Regions from separate parts of the Homo sapiens genome. Here regions 2 and 3 are each linked to region 1. A link is a contact called in ENCODE Hi-C or POLR2A ChIA-PET data. All regions are on one chromosome and are shown on one strand. The core of a region is the stretch at or near the end of the contact, and the rest is flanking DNA. Distances in the headings are between cores, read along the strand shown. Region 1 holds the start of HIF1AN (hypoxia inducible factor 1 subunit alpha inhibitor). Region 2 has its middle 17 kb from the start of PAX2. Region 3 holds the start of PAX2 (paired box 2).

Evidence for each region. Hi-C counts contacts between places; a loop is a spot of excess contacts on that map. ChIA-PET counts read pairs that join two places held with the same protein, here RNA polymerase II (POLR2A). Pooled maps may share reads with other maps.
Region 2: a pooled map shows a loop between it and region 1 (3-fold over the local background). The contact joins the enhancer-like site here to the promoter of HIF1AN in region 1. A Hi-C loop is called at or near these places in 3 of 50 pooled maps. POLR2A ChIA-PET finds 5 or more read pairs at or near these places in 5 of 52 experiments (HEK293T, Panc1, T-cell and 2 more).
Region 3: a loop to region 1 is called in a pooled map, with 5 times the contacts of the local background. The contact joins the promoter of PAX2 here to the promoter of HIF1AN in region 1. A Hi-C loop is called at or near these places in 1 of 168 maps with a recorded cell type or tissue (chondrocyte) and 6 of 50 pooled maps. POLR2A ChIA-PET finds 5 or more read pairs at or near these places in 7 of 52 experiments (BJ, HCT116, HEK293 and 4 more).

What each region holds. Positions count from the first base shown.
Region 1 is chr10:100,532,882-100,537,388 of GRCh38, forward strand. It overlaps HIF1AN (hypoxia inducible factor 1 subunit alpha inhibitor), which reads left to right and starts at 3,062. Exons shown (of 8, transcript NM_017902.3): 1 at 3,062-3,254; 2 at 3,530-3,780. The coding sequence starts at 3,078. RefSeq lists enhancers at 2,822-2,911, 2,982-3,041.
Region 2 is chr10:100,726,124-100,730,680 of GRCh38, forward strand. No RefSeq gene overlaps it. Among named protein-coding and RNA genes, the nearest start is that of PAX2, 17 kb to the right of the region's middle. Within about 2 kb of position 3,126, at least 2 of the 41 ENCODE cell types and tissues checked have a DNase peak (open chromatin) inside an H3K27ac peak, as active enhancers do; they include Panc1, where a contact is called at or near this core.
Region 3 is chr10:100,743,060-100,747,437 of GRCh38, forward strand. PAX2 (paired box 2) reads left to right here and starts at 2,523. Exons shown (of 10, transcript NM_000278.5): 1 at 2,523-3,244. The coding sequence starts at 3,202. RefSeq lists enhancers at 1,565-1,614, 2,714-3,255.

The sequences.
Region 1 (4,507 bases), core at 1,812-4,311:
CTCGGTCTCCTGACCTCGTGATTCACCCGCCGTGGCCTCCCAAAGTGCTGGGATTCCAGACATGAGCCACTGCACCCAGACCAGTGTTAATTTTTTAAAAAATGTTTGGTAGGATTCATCAGTAAATCTATCTGGTCTTGAGCTTTTCTTTTTCTTTTTCTTTTTTTTTTTTCCTGAGATGGAATCTTGCTCTGTTGCCCAGGCTGGAGTCAGTGGCACGATCTCAGCTCACTGCAACCTCCGCCTCCGGGATTCAAGCGATTCTCCTGCCTCAGCCTCCCAAGTAGCTGGGACTACAGGCGTGCACCACCATGCCTGGCTAATTTTTGTATTTTTGATAGCGATGGGGGTTTTACCATGTTGGCCAGGCTAGTCTCGAACTCCTGACCTCAGGTGGTCCCCCCGACCTCGGCCTCCCAAAGTTCTGAGATTACAGGCATGAGCCACTGTGCCCAGCCTTTTCTTTTCTTTTGAGACAAGGCCTAGCTCTGTCTCAAAAGGCTGGAGTGCAGTGGTGCAATCTCAGTTGACTGCAACCTCCACATTCCGGGCTCAAGTGATCCTCCCACTTCAGCTTCCCGAATAGCTGGAACTACAGGCGTGCCACCATGCCTGCTAATTTTTTTTTTTTTTTTTTTTTGGCTGGGGGGATTTGGTAGAGATGGGGTTTCTCCATGTTGCCCAGTCTGGTCGCGACCTTCTGGGCTCAAGTGATTCGCTTGCCTCTGCCTCCCAAAGTGTAGGGATTACAGATGTAAGCCACCATGCCCAGTTTCTGGGCTTTTCTTTATGGGATGTTTTTGATTCCTAATTCAATCTCTTGTTACAGGTCTATTCAGATTTTCCATTTCTTCTTGAATCAGCTATTATAGCTTGTGCCTTTCTAGGAATCTGTCCATTTCATCTAGGTTCTGTAATTTTTTGACATACAATTGTTTACAGTATGTCCTTATATGCTTTTTTTGGGGGGTAAAGTCAGCAGTAATATCCCTGTTTCATTACTGATTTTAGTTCTTTTAATCTTCTTGATCTTAATTAATTTATTTATTTTTAGTAAGACAGGATCTTGCTCTGTCATCCAGGCTGGAGTGCAGTGGCATGATCATGGCTCATTGCAGCCTGCACCTCCCAGGCTCAAACAATCCTCCTACCTCAGCCTCCCTAGTAGCTGGGACTACAGGCATGCATCAACGCACCGAGCTAATTTTTAAAATTTTTTGTAGAGATGAGGTCTTGCTATGTTGCCCAGGCTGATCTGGAACACCCAGGCTCAAGTAATCCTCCTGCCTCAGCCTTGAAAAGTCCTGGGATTACAGGCATGTGCCACCATGCCTGGCCTAATTTATTTTTAATTCCCAAGGTTATGAATTAATACATTCTTGTAAAAATTCAAACATTCAGCCTGAGCAACATGGCAAAACCCTTTCTCTACAGAAGGAAAAAAAATTAGTCCGGCATGGTGGTGTGTGCCTTTAGTCCCAGCTACTTGGGAGGCTATGGTAGGAGGATTGCTTGAGCTGGGGAGGTGGAGGTTGCAGTGAACCAAGATTGCATCACTGCACTCCAGCCTGGGTGACAGAGTGAGACCCTAGCTCAAAAAAAAAAAAAAAATTCAAACACTGCAGATAAAATGAAAGCCTTGATTGCCCCCTGCAGCCTCAAACACTTCCACAGAGGTAGCCCTATTATCGGTTTGGTGTAGCATGGTTACTATGTAGCATAATTACATAGTTAAGCCAGTGCATTCATTTCTATTACTGCATAACAAATTACTGTAAATTTAGCAGCCCAAAACACCAATTTATTTTCTCACATATTCCATGAGTCCAGGTACTGGTTGGCTGAGTCCTCAGCTCAGGGTCTTATCAGGCTGAAATCAAGGTGTTGGCTGGGTTAGCGATCTCATCTGAGGCTCCGTGTGTGTCCTTTCCCAAGTTCAGTGGTTGTTGCCAGAATTCAGTTACTTGCATTTGTAGGATTAAGGTGCCCACTTTCTTGTTGGCTGTCACCCAGGAGCCTTTCTCAGCTCCTAGAGTCCACCTGCCATTTCCTGCCATATGGCAGTTTGCTCCTTCAAGGTGAACAGGACAGCTGTGCTGTGGCTTCAAATCTCTTAGATTCTGTCTCTGACCTCTAGCCCTGATTTAAAGGGCTAGAGTGATAAGATGAAGCCCACCAGGATAAATCACCTCTTTTTGACTGCCTTAAAGTTAATTGATTAGGGACTTTAATTACATCCTTGTCATATAAGCTAACCTAATTACAGGAGTGATGCTCTATCATATTCACAGTCGTGTTTTCTTTTAAGGGGAGAAATGTATACAGGATGTGTACACCGTAGGGTACAAATCTTGGGATACATCTTAGAATTGGGCCTCTCACAGCCAGCCATAAGAACTGTCCAAGTAAGCAATAGAGGTATTAATATGGCCTTTTATAATCAGTATAGATTGTTTGAAAATGTGAGATGTCCATGGTTGGCCTCTAATAACATTCGATTCACGGCAAACATATATTCAAGTAGGAGACATGGTGATATAGGCAGAAAAATCAAATGATGCTAAACAAAAGAAAACTGTCTTTGATTTTGAAAGAATTCAACTTGCTGTATATCTTTTGCCTAAGCCTTCAGTCAGCCTTTGCTCTACATCTACCAATGTGATCACTGCTTTTCCTTCTGACTTCTTTAGGTGGGTCAAGAGTTTGCTTTTCTCCCCATTCATGAGTGTAAAGTTTAATGCCTAACTGAACTTGCTTCCTTCTTTGACTCTTGTGTAGACTCGGGCACATGGGGCAACTTTTTTTGTGTTTTGCTCTACCAGGTCGTCCCTATTCCGTGGGACTAGTGTCTAGCCCCATTTCTTCAGCAGTGGAGCCTAGGATGTAGAGCTGCATACTACCATTAGGAGGCGCACCCTCAGGCCTCGGCTCCGCGTTCTTTATGTCTCTGGACCGCTCTCTCTCGCAGCTCATCTCTATGGTTTCCGTTGGGTGTGTGGTTTTTTTGTTTTTTTTTTTTTGGGGTCCGGAATAGGCGGAGCTTCCGGTTCCGGTGGGGGCCGTCCCTGGCGGCGGAGATGGCGGCGACAGCGGCGGAGGCTGTGGCCTCTGGCTCTGGAGAGCCCCGGGAGGAGGCTGGAGCCCTCGGCCCCGCCTGGGATGAATCCCAGTTGCGCAGTTATAGCTTCCCGACTAGGCCCATTCCGCGTCTGAGTCAGAGCGACCCCCGGGCAGAGGAGCTTATTGAGAATGAGGTGGGGGGCGGGGCCGCGTCTAAAGGGAGAGGAGGAAGGTACCCGGTTGAGAGGTCAGAGGTGAATGGTGAAAGAGATGGGAGACTGGCAGGGCTCTAGACTAGGGCCTATGGGAAGATGGAGAGAAAGGCGAGGAGATACGGAACTTAGGGGTTCGTGCTGATTAACAGGAGAAATTATTCTGAAGTTGAGAAGTAGTTGGGATCATGGAGGCCAACCCACCGGCTCCTTGGCATTACTTCATTTGGTGTTTTTCACCTGTTGTTTTCATTTAGGAGCCTGTGGTGCTGACCGACACAAATCTTGTGTATCCTGCCCTGAAATGGGACCTTGAATACCTGCAAGAGAATATTGGCAATGGAGACTTCTCTGTGTACAGTGCCAGCACCCACAAGTTCTTGTACTATGATGAGAAGAAGATGGCCAATTTCCAGAACTTTAAGCCGAGGTCCAACAGGGAAGAAATGAAATTTCATGAGTTCGTTGAGAAACTGCAGGATATACAGCAGCGAGGAGGGGAAGAGAGGTAAATTCCGAAAGCTTAATTTTCTGTTGGATTTAGGACACTCATTTTTCTTTCCTATACTTGTTTGAAGGTGTGGCAGAATTGGGTCAATTAGAGATTGGCCTCTCCCATCTCTGGATTCCAGTTGAAGGAGTAGTCTGGTCTTCCAGCCTTTAAGGGGTTTGAGTTCTTAGTGGTTCTTGGTGCTACAGCCAGCTAGTTCTGTAGCTTGAGGGATGAGGGAATGATTAAACTTGAGCTATGAATCTCTGGGTTCCCATCTTCTTCCTCATAAAGAGTTAGTTGCCTAGAAGGGTCAGGCAGGTGAATGGAAGGAGTAATATCGTCTGTGTGAAATCAGTGATGAGGCTGAAGGCATAAGCCTTGTTCAAAGTGAGAAGCCAAGGCCGGCGGGGGTGGCTCATGCCTGTAATCCCAGCACTTTGGGAGGCCGAGGTGGGAGGATTGCTTGAGTCCAGGAGTTCAAGACCAGCCTGGGAAACGTGGTGAGAGCTAGTCTCTGCAAAATTAAAAACTAAAACAAAAAACCATGGTGAGAGGTCATTACTTGACTCTGCTTGCTTCAGTTTTGGAGTGCAGTTCTAGGGTTGGGAGATATTCCGATTTTCAAGAGAAGTTCAAAATCAGGATTTTTATTTAAAATCTTTTGACTTTAAATGGAGCAACTAAATCAGATTTAAAGAAAAAAAGTTGCAGGGGGCCAAACAAAAATGTTTGTCACTGGATT
Region 2 (4,557 bases), core at 1,876-4,375, 190 kb after region 1:
GACAACCCAGGTCAGGCCTGCATGTGGCCCATCAGGATCTGTCTAGGGAATTCTTGCTGTGGCTGGTGTTGAGGATCAGGGCCCACTTAGGCCTGATCAGAGGCTAAGCCCAGCTGGGACAGGGCATGGAGAGGAGACACCCATAGTGACGCTGCAGGCCTGGAAGCTGGGAGGGCCTGAGGGCATCTTGGAGAGGGGCAAGGCCTGACTGGGAAAAATCAATCTCTCAACACAAAAAACACTTCTTGGGGTGGGGGCCCTAGAGCTTCCTGAAGGGCTGAGTGAGGGCTGGGAGGCCCTGCAGCCTCACAGTCTTGGCTAGTCTGCCTGCAGCAGTCAGATCTGAGTTATCTGATTTAGAGGCCCTGGGCAGAGAAAATAGCAGAGTATGGAGGGAGTGAAAGAGGACTGGCATGAGGATCTGGAAGGCAGGGGGTGGGGGGCTCCTGTGTTTCACCAACTGATGTCCTTAAAGAGTCCTCTCAGCCAGACAAAATGGTTTCTTGCCCTCTGACTTCTCTCTGGGGACTAGGAGTATCTAATATAGCATATGCTTAAAGAGTGTAGGTTAGGGAGGCAGTAGGTGGCAAAGGTAGGATCTGAACCTAACCTTTGCCACCTACTCACTGTGTGATTGTGGGTAAGCTACTGAAGCTCTCTGTGCCTCAGTTTTCCCATCTGTAAAATGGGATTCATGACAGTAGGTGAGAGTTAAAGGAATTACTATATATAAAGTCCTCAGAACAATATCTGACATGCGGTCAGCCCTCAGACATGTTAGTTGTTTTGTTGTTATTATCATTAACCTTGTTCCAGTGGAGTACAAGGCCTTTCCTCTTGTTGACAACTTTTCCAGAGCATCATTACATTACTGCTCTTTGTACCCCTGACACCCTGTACCTGTGCAGGAGACAAAGCTCAATCAATGCATGAAGAAGTCCAAGGCTTGGGTGGGGGTAGGGAATGAAATAACATGATGAAATGTGTTATTTAAATGTGCCAGGAATATAAAAACTTACTTAACCTGACCAACAATTTTTTTTTTTTTTTTTTGGCTGGAGTGCAGTGGCGGGATCTCGGCTCACTGCAAGCTCCGCCTCCCGGGTTCATGCCATTCTCCTGCCTCAGCCTCCCAAGTAGCTGGGACTACAGGCGCCCGCCACTACGCCCGGCTAATTTTTTGTATTTTTAGTAGAGACGGGGTTTCACCGTTTTAGCCGGGATGGTCTCGATCTCCTGACCTCGTGATTCGCCCGCCTCGGCCTCCCAAAGTGCTGGGATTACAGGCGTGAGCCACCACGCCCGGCCAACAATTCTATAAAGCAGAAATTCTTGTCCCCATTTTACAGACGTGAACACTTAGGCAGAGTGAGTTCAAGGGATTTGCCCAAGGTCACATAGCTGGTACATTTCAGATCTGAGAAAGGTGGAGTCCACCTCCAGACTGCTGACTCCATCTTCTACCCTTGGGTGCTGCTTTCTCAGATGTCTTGGGATTAGTGAGAAGTTATCATCTTCTATAGTGTGCATTGTTCTATGAGACTGCCCGGTAAAGGGTGCATGAGGTTGGGAGAAAAACCCATTTGTCAAGTGAGACAGGACATGTGGGTTTCCACTTCACAACCACTACAGGTGAGGATTTGCAAGGGAAGAGAGTTGGAGGGTACAGGGGAGGAATCAGAATTGAGATGAAATTCACCCAGAAACCTAGGTTGACCTTAATTTAGCATCTCACCCTGCAACACACATACACACACACAAAATCTGTGACCATCTTGTTTCTGCCTCTCTCATCTAATGCTTCTGTATCCCTTAGACTTTTTTGAGGCCTCACATCTTCTTTTGCAGACCACTCACTCAGTCTCTGATGCTCTCTCTACCTACAGCTCATTGTCCATAGAGTCCCCTCCAAATCAGATCTTTTCATTCCTCTGTTGAAAAAATCTCCCAGGCAAGGCATAGTGGGTCACTCCTGTAATCTCTGCTTTGGGAGGCCAAGGTGAGAGAATTGCTTGCCTTCAGGAGTTCAAAGCCAGCCTGGGCAACATAGCAAGACCTCATCTCTACAAAACATTAAAAAATTAGCCAGGTGTGGTGGCATGTACCTGTAGTTCTAACTACCCGGGAGGCTGAGGTGGGAGGGTTGCTTGAGCCTGGAAGGTTGGGGATGCGAGGAGCTGTGATAGTGCCACTGCACTTGGCCTGGGTGACAAAGTGAGACCCTGTCTCAAAAACAAAAACAAAACAAAGCAAGCAAACAAACAAAAAATCTCTCAATTGCATCCATGACCTAAAGGAGAAAAGCAAATCCTTAGCAAAAGTTCTCCTTGCTCTAGGCCTTGCCAACCTCCCAGCCTTATTTCCCTTACTTGACCCATATATTGGCTTCACAGAATCCTTTTTGCTTCCCCAGCTAGGTAGGCTGTTGCCCCCTCCCCATGCCTTTATCTTGATGCTCCTTCTGCCTAGGAATATTTCACCTGCTTAGCTCCTGCATTTAGTGGACATCTACTGATCTTGCAAAACCCCATTCCCTTTATGAAGTGTTCCCTGACACTCCCAATTACCTTTCTCTGTATCCCAGTCACCTTTATCTTGACACTTTCCTGGAATTTATTGGTTGATAGCTCTCTCTCTTTCTCTTTGCAACCAGGTAATGTCTTCCTTGAAAACAAGGCCAGTGTGTGATTTACCTCTCTAGCCCCATTGTCCCAGTCCAGGTTTACTGACTGACTGGTGCCCTGATTCTTTGAGTCAGCCCAGCTCAGTCTCTGCCTTCCTACTTCCAAAGAATTCTGGTCTAGGCATCAGTTGCATTCTGTCTCCGTGCAGAAGTAGGAACTGATTGAGCTGCCAGTCTCCTTCCTGGAGGTTTTTCTGTTTTGTTTTGTTTGTTTTTCCACTCGTCTAGTCCAGCTCTGCAGCTGACCCACCAGCCAATGCCAGAGGAGGGGACAGGAGGAGAGAGGAGGAGCAGAGTGGGTTGGACCAGGTCGACCCAGAAGTCTCAAAAGGCTGGAAAATTTCAGGGCGTTTGTCATCCCAGGGCCGCCTAGTGGGCAGGGAAGTCTTCCACTCTGTGATCTCGGTCTCACTCATACCGGAGCCTGCAGCGGCCCTGTTGCGGTCTCAGTCTTCAGCCCGACATCATGGGGGCGCCAAAGCACAGGGGCTCAAAATGGTGAGGCCGGGGAACCGGGCGCTCCCATCTCTGTCTACGTAGATACCTAGTCAAACCGAAGGGGGAAGCTTCCTAGCATCCTTAAGCCCTCCTTTCCATCCGGTCTGCATTTCCACTTTTCATTGCAATCTGCTTCTCTTCTGCACCGCCCCCTCTCCTCCCCCACCCTTCTCCCGTCCCTTTTCCTCCCCACCCCACCCCTGCCCCCGCTTCTTTCTCCTCTTCTTTCTTCCTCTCTACCCTCTGGCCTGGGGACACCGGTGCTGGAGAAGACCCTGGGAACGGGCAGAATCTGAGCCGCGTCTCTGAGTCGCAGTGGGAAGGCGGCTCAGGAAATGCGCCCTCCGCTGGCGCTGGGTCGCGGTTCTGGCTGCGTTACTTTTTCCTTGCATCTGTGGCCCGGCGCGCCAGCCTGGACACTAGATCCGCAAGAAGGGAGTTTTCCCAGGGCCGGCTGAAGAATGAGAAGTCCGAGCTGCGGGGACGTTGGGGGTCTGTGCTTAGCGGCCACAGCCTGCCCACCACGGGTTCCCGCCACCCCGCCTCCCCACCTCCCTTCGCGCCAGGGCTGAAAGTCCCAGGCGCCCAATGCGTGCCCAAGAACGAGCCGTGAACCTTTTATCTACCCGTCCCCTTCCCCGCCATGGACCCAGGACGACACCCCACACCCAGACACCACTCTTTCCAGGGGCAGATGCTCCGGCGCGCCCCGCGCCCTGAAGTTCAACTTGGAATCCAGGTCCGCGCGGGACCCCGCCTAGCGCCCCAAGCGCACAGGCTGAGCGCCCCGCCCTGGCCTCCTGGGCCTGCGGCCTCAGCGCGAGAGCCCTGGCCCCCTTCCCGCCGCGGGTCGCGGTCGGGAAAGCGCGCCCTGCAAGGGGGTTTTGTAGATAAACAAAAGCGTTTGCTCTTCTGGTTTTCTTTTATTTTCTTTATTCGCCTGTCCCTTCCTTCTTAATCTCCCTCTTCGCTCTTGTTTCTTTAACTTATTTCCCTTCCTCATTTTCCCTTTCTTTTCGTTCGCTTTTCCTTGTCACTCTCCTTCTTGTTCTCTTCTGTCTCTTTCTGTATCTCCCTCTTCCATTTTGGCCCCTTCTCTGCCTCTGGGTTTCCCTTTCCCGGGCCCCTCACTCTTCCTGGGCTAGGATTGCGCCGTCTCCCTGCATCATTTTTCCTGGCTCCGCTGCCTCTTTCTCACTTTTTCGTTCTCCCGGCGGCCACCGTCTGGCGGGCTTGGGTCCGGCTCCCCCGCCGCCGCAGTGATTTATTCGCTTCACCCGGCGGAATCAGGTGCTGAACCGAGCCCCGGAACGAGAGAACAGATTTCTCCCAGGAAAGGTTTTGTGAACTAAACGATGCTAATTACGGGGTGGGGG
Region 3 (4,378 bases), core at 1,273-3,772, 210 kb after region 1:
GACTCTCTAGACCCAGGAATGGGCTGGAGCTAATGGGGAAGCGGCCAGGAGCCGGCCTGGCGGAAGAGTGAGTGTCCAGCTAGTGCAGTGCTGGGGAGACGATCCCAGGAGCAGGGGGGACTCTCAGGGGCTACCTGGGAATGGGACTATCAGAAGGGTCTTTACTCCTCAGAAGGTGCATGTGAAGGACAGGTGTGTGAGGACAACTTCCAGCACACTTGGCGCATTAAGTCCCCTTCTCTACAAAATGGAAAATCCTTCTCGCCCAACATGTGAAAATGCTTGTTGTGGGCACCCACATTTCATGGTACTTGTAACATAGGGACATGTCTAGCTGGTTCTAGAAAAATCTGTGTCTGTGTGGAAGGGGGGGGGTTTACTCACAGCTTTCTTCCTTCAATAGTTCACACACCCCGAGACAAATTCCTGGATGACCAACTTGGAGAGACCTGGGGCAAAGGTTACTTTAGTTCTGAGCTCCTCTAAATAAGGACCCTTTCTCAACGTTCCTTTCACCCCAGTTCTGGGTTAATTACTTCCCAGAGGGGAAAGCCAAGGCTGTGCTAGCTAATACCACCTGAGATCCCTTGCACTCTGGCCTGGGAGCTGTTACTTTTCGGCTGCCCGAACTGTTTTCCTTCTTCGGTCCCTACACGAAGTTAGTGCGTGTTCGTGGGGTTGTGAGGCCAAAGCAAACCCGGGAGCGCCATCTGCAGGCCTCAAGAGGAAGAGACTGACCTTAGAGGCTAGGCCCTGCGTCTTCAACCTCTAGCCCAAGGGAACCAACCTGCCTAGCCACCCAAGGGAAGTGGGATAGGGGCTGGGAGGGGCAGGCGGTGAGGAGTGTTTTCCTCCCAGACTTTACCCCGCAGGTGGATTAAGCTTATTGGGCTCTGGAGGATACAGGAGGGAGGGCAAATGCCAGGATCCCAGCGGACCCAGGCCCCACAGGAGTGAGAGGCTCAGAACCTCGTCCCGCTGAGCCTGGCCTGAGCTCCTCCTGAGGAATAAGGGCATCCCAAAAACCCGGGTACAAGACGCCCAGTAGTAGTAGTTAGGCTGAGTCAGGCAGGTGCATCTCTCCCCATGGTATCTGCCGCCCAGGCTCCGGCCAGAGGGAGGGGAGCGCGAGTCCGCCGCGCTTCCGCGGGGCGCCCGGAGCTGCAGACGGGGGCTGGAGGAATCTCGGATTCGGGCTGCAAGAGCGCTGCGCAAGCTTCGCCGAGCCGCCCTTTCGCAGACCCAGGGAAGCGGGGGGAGGGAGCGAAGGAGGGAGAGAGAGTTAAAACATCAGCTGAAGTGCCAAGATGATTTATGAGACGAGGGAAAATATTTCATGAAGATCTCCCGGATATTCTGTACTTAACCAGTTAGGAGACAAAGGGCTTCTTCTGCCTGGTGCGTGCGAGCGGACCCCAGCGAGCAAGGGAGCTAGTGCCAGAGAGAGCTGCGGAGGCTCCGGCAGGAGTGGGGACGTCCCCGTGGTTGCGCCTCCTGCGCTCGCCCCGGATCCACCGAGCTAGCAGCGGGCGGCGCTCAGCCGCGTCCGCAGCCTCCTCTTCTCCCCAGCCGGGGAGAGCCAGCCTCGTCTCCCACATCCTCTGCCGCCAGCGACCTGCAGCTCCGCACTGTTTCCCTCCCCTGTACCCCCTTCCCAGTCACCCGAGGGTTCAGAAACCAAGTCCCCCGGCTCTCCCGCCATCCGCTGGGTCCCACCGAGGCAGGTGGGTACTCGCCGGAGGTCTTCAGCTCGATTCTGAACCAAGCGTTCTGGACTGCCCAGACCCGGTGGGCAAGGGGACTGGGGAGGCCCTGCGCACAGTCGCGTGGAACGGGAGGGGACAAGACAAACTGCTGGACACTTTTCCGTGGAATGAGAAGTGGGGGGTGCGTGGGTGGGAAGGTACCTCCGGAGGGAAAGGCCAAAGGGAAGGACCAGAAAGAGAGGAAGGAAGAGCCGGGAAGGAACGGAAGGGAACTCAGAGCCGAGGGTGGTGGGGTTGGGGCTAGGGATGCGCACTGGGCCCGGGGCCGCGCGGCCCAGGCGGGCACTGGCCAGTGGATGGCAGGGCTGGGCGAGTTAGAACTGAGAGCCCGGCTTCACAGCGCAGCGCGCTCCGAGGCCCTCTGTCGTTACCTGAATATTCATTAGACTGACCGCTCTTTATCCTTATCTAGCGTTTATCTTATCGGCGAGTTTCGTTTCTCAGTGTAGTTTTAATCCCGGGCTCCCATTCCCCCTCCCCCGGTCCGCTCCCCTCCCTCCCTCTTCCTTCGCCGGCTGCTCCCTCCCTCCCTCCCTCCCATTTCTCCCTCCCCTGCCCTCCCCTAGCCGGCACCGGAGTGACAGGCTCGGGGCCCTCCTCGCCGAAGCTCGGGGCTCCAGCGCTGGCGAATCACAGAGTGGTGGAATCTATTGCCTTTGTCTGACAAGTCATCCATCTCCCGGCGCGGGGAGGGGGAGGAGGTCTGGAGGGGGCTTTGCAGCTTTTAGAGAGACACACACCGGGAGCCGAGGCTCCAGTCTCCGGCCGAGTCTTCTCGCAGCCGCAACCCACCTGGGGCCAGCCCAGAGCTGCCAGCGCCGCTCGGCTCCCTCCCTCCCTCCCGGCCCTTCGGCCGCGGCGGCGTGCGCCTGCCTTTTCCGGGGGCGGGGGCCTGGCCCGCGCGCTCCCCTCCCGCAGGCGCCACCTCGGACATCCCCGGGATTGCTACTTCTCTGCCAACTTCGCCAACTCGCCAGCACTTGGAGAGGCCCGGCTCCCCTCCCGGCGCCCTCTGACCGCCCCCGCCCCGCGCGCTCTCCGACCACCGCCTCTCGGATGACCAGGTTCCAGGGGAGCTGAGCGAGTCGCCTCCCCCGCCCAGCTTCAGCCCTGGCTGCAGCTGCAGCGCGAGCCATGCGCCCCCAGTGCACCCCGGCCCGGCCCACCGCCCCGGGGCCATTCTGCTGACCGCCCAGCCCCGAGCCCCGACAGTGGCAAGTTGCGGCTACTGCAGTTGCAAGCTCCGGCCAACCCGGAGGAGCCCCAGCGGGGAGCGCAGTGCTGCGCCCCCCGCCCCCGCGCGCCCCGCAGCAGCCGGGCGTTCACTCATCCTCCCTCCCCCACCGTCCCTCCCTTTTCTCCTCAAGTCCTGAAGTTGAGTTTGAGAGGCGACACGGCGGCGGCGGCCGCGCTGCTCCCGCTCCTCTGCCTCCCCATGGATATGCACTGCAAAGCAGACCCCTTCTCCGCGATGCACCGTGAGTACCGGCGCCCGGCTCCTGTCCCGGCTCGGGGCTCTCCGTCCCAACCCTGTCCAGTCCCAGCGTGGCCCCGGCCCCTCGCGCTCAGGTCCCATCTTGGAGGCCTCCCTGGCTTCTGGTCCCTCTTTTCGTTCTTTCTCTCCCTCGCCCGGTGTTTCTAATGCCTCCAGTTTCTCTCCTGCCTTCTGTCACCCATTCTTACCTCTCTGTCTGCCTGCCTTCCTACCTTCCCTGATCCCTATCACCTGCCTTTGCTCTTTCTATCCGCTCCTTCTTAGGTCATGGGATCCACGGCCTCGGAGCCCTGGTTCCAGCCACCCTCTCCCTAGTCAGCCTCTTGCCCTGGGCTGGGGGGCAAATTAGCAGGCAGTTTTCAGGGTGTTGTTTTGTTGTTTTCTCTGTCTTTTCTCTCTTTCTCTCTTCCTCTGTTTGCCTCCCTCTCCTGTCTCCCCACATCTTTATCTTTCTCAAACTTAAGAGTCGTGGGGTCCAGGAGACTCCAAGAGTATTCAGCCTCAGTGTCAGGACAATTGGGCAGAAGAGTGTGGGGGTGGGGTGCCCCCTTCTGACCCTCATCTCTCAGCATCTCCAGGCCCTTCCAGCCCAGCATAGGCTTCTTGTGGGTTGGTTTGAAATATTTTCTTCCTCTTCCTTTCTTTCCCACCCCCCTTCCCTTGCCTTCCCTTCCCTTCACATTGGGAATCCCAGGTTGTCAAGACACGATGGTCATCTTTCCCTGCCTCTGCCTGGGGGATGCTCTAAAAACAAAGAGGGGCTCCGAGAAGAAATCGAAGTCAGGGAGAGAGCCAGCAGCGCAGCCTTCCAGGTGGGCCCCCGGCAGAGTGCAGCTCTGCTCTCAGCTCTGGAGGCTCCTTGCCTAGACTGCCGACTCCCCATTGAGGATCACGCAGCCAGCAACCTGGCCAGGGGGTCAGCAAAGAGCAAAAAATGAGGGGGAAAGAACAAAAGGAAAGCAAATGCCAAAGCTGAGGAGAAAGGAAAAGAGAAATCCAAACACGGGAAAGGAAATTAAAGAAAGAAAGTTGACATGATGTTACAGAAGAAAAGGGAGAAGGGAGAAAAAAATAGAGAAAAGAGGGAATTATTTTAATAAAATTTGAATTTATGCCA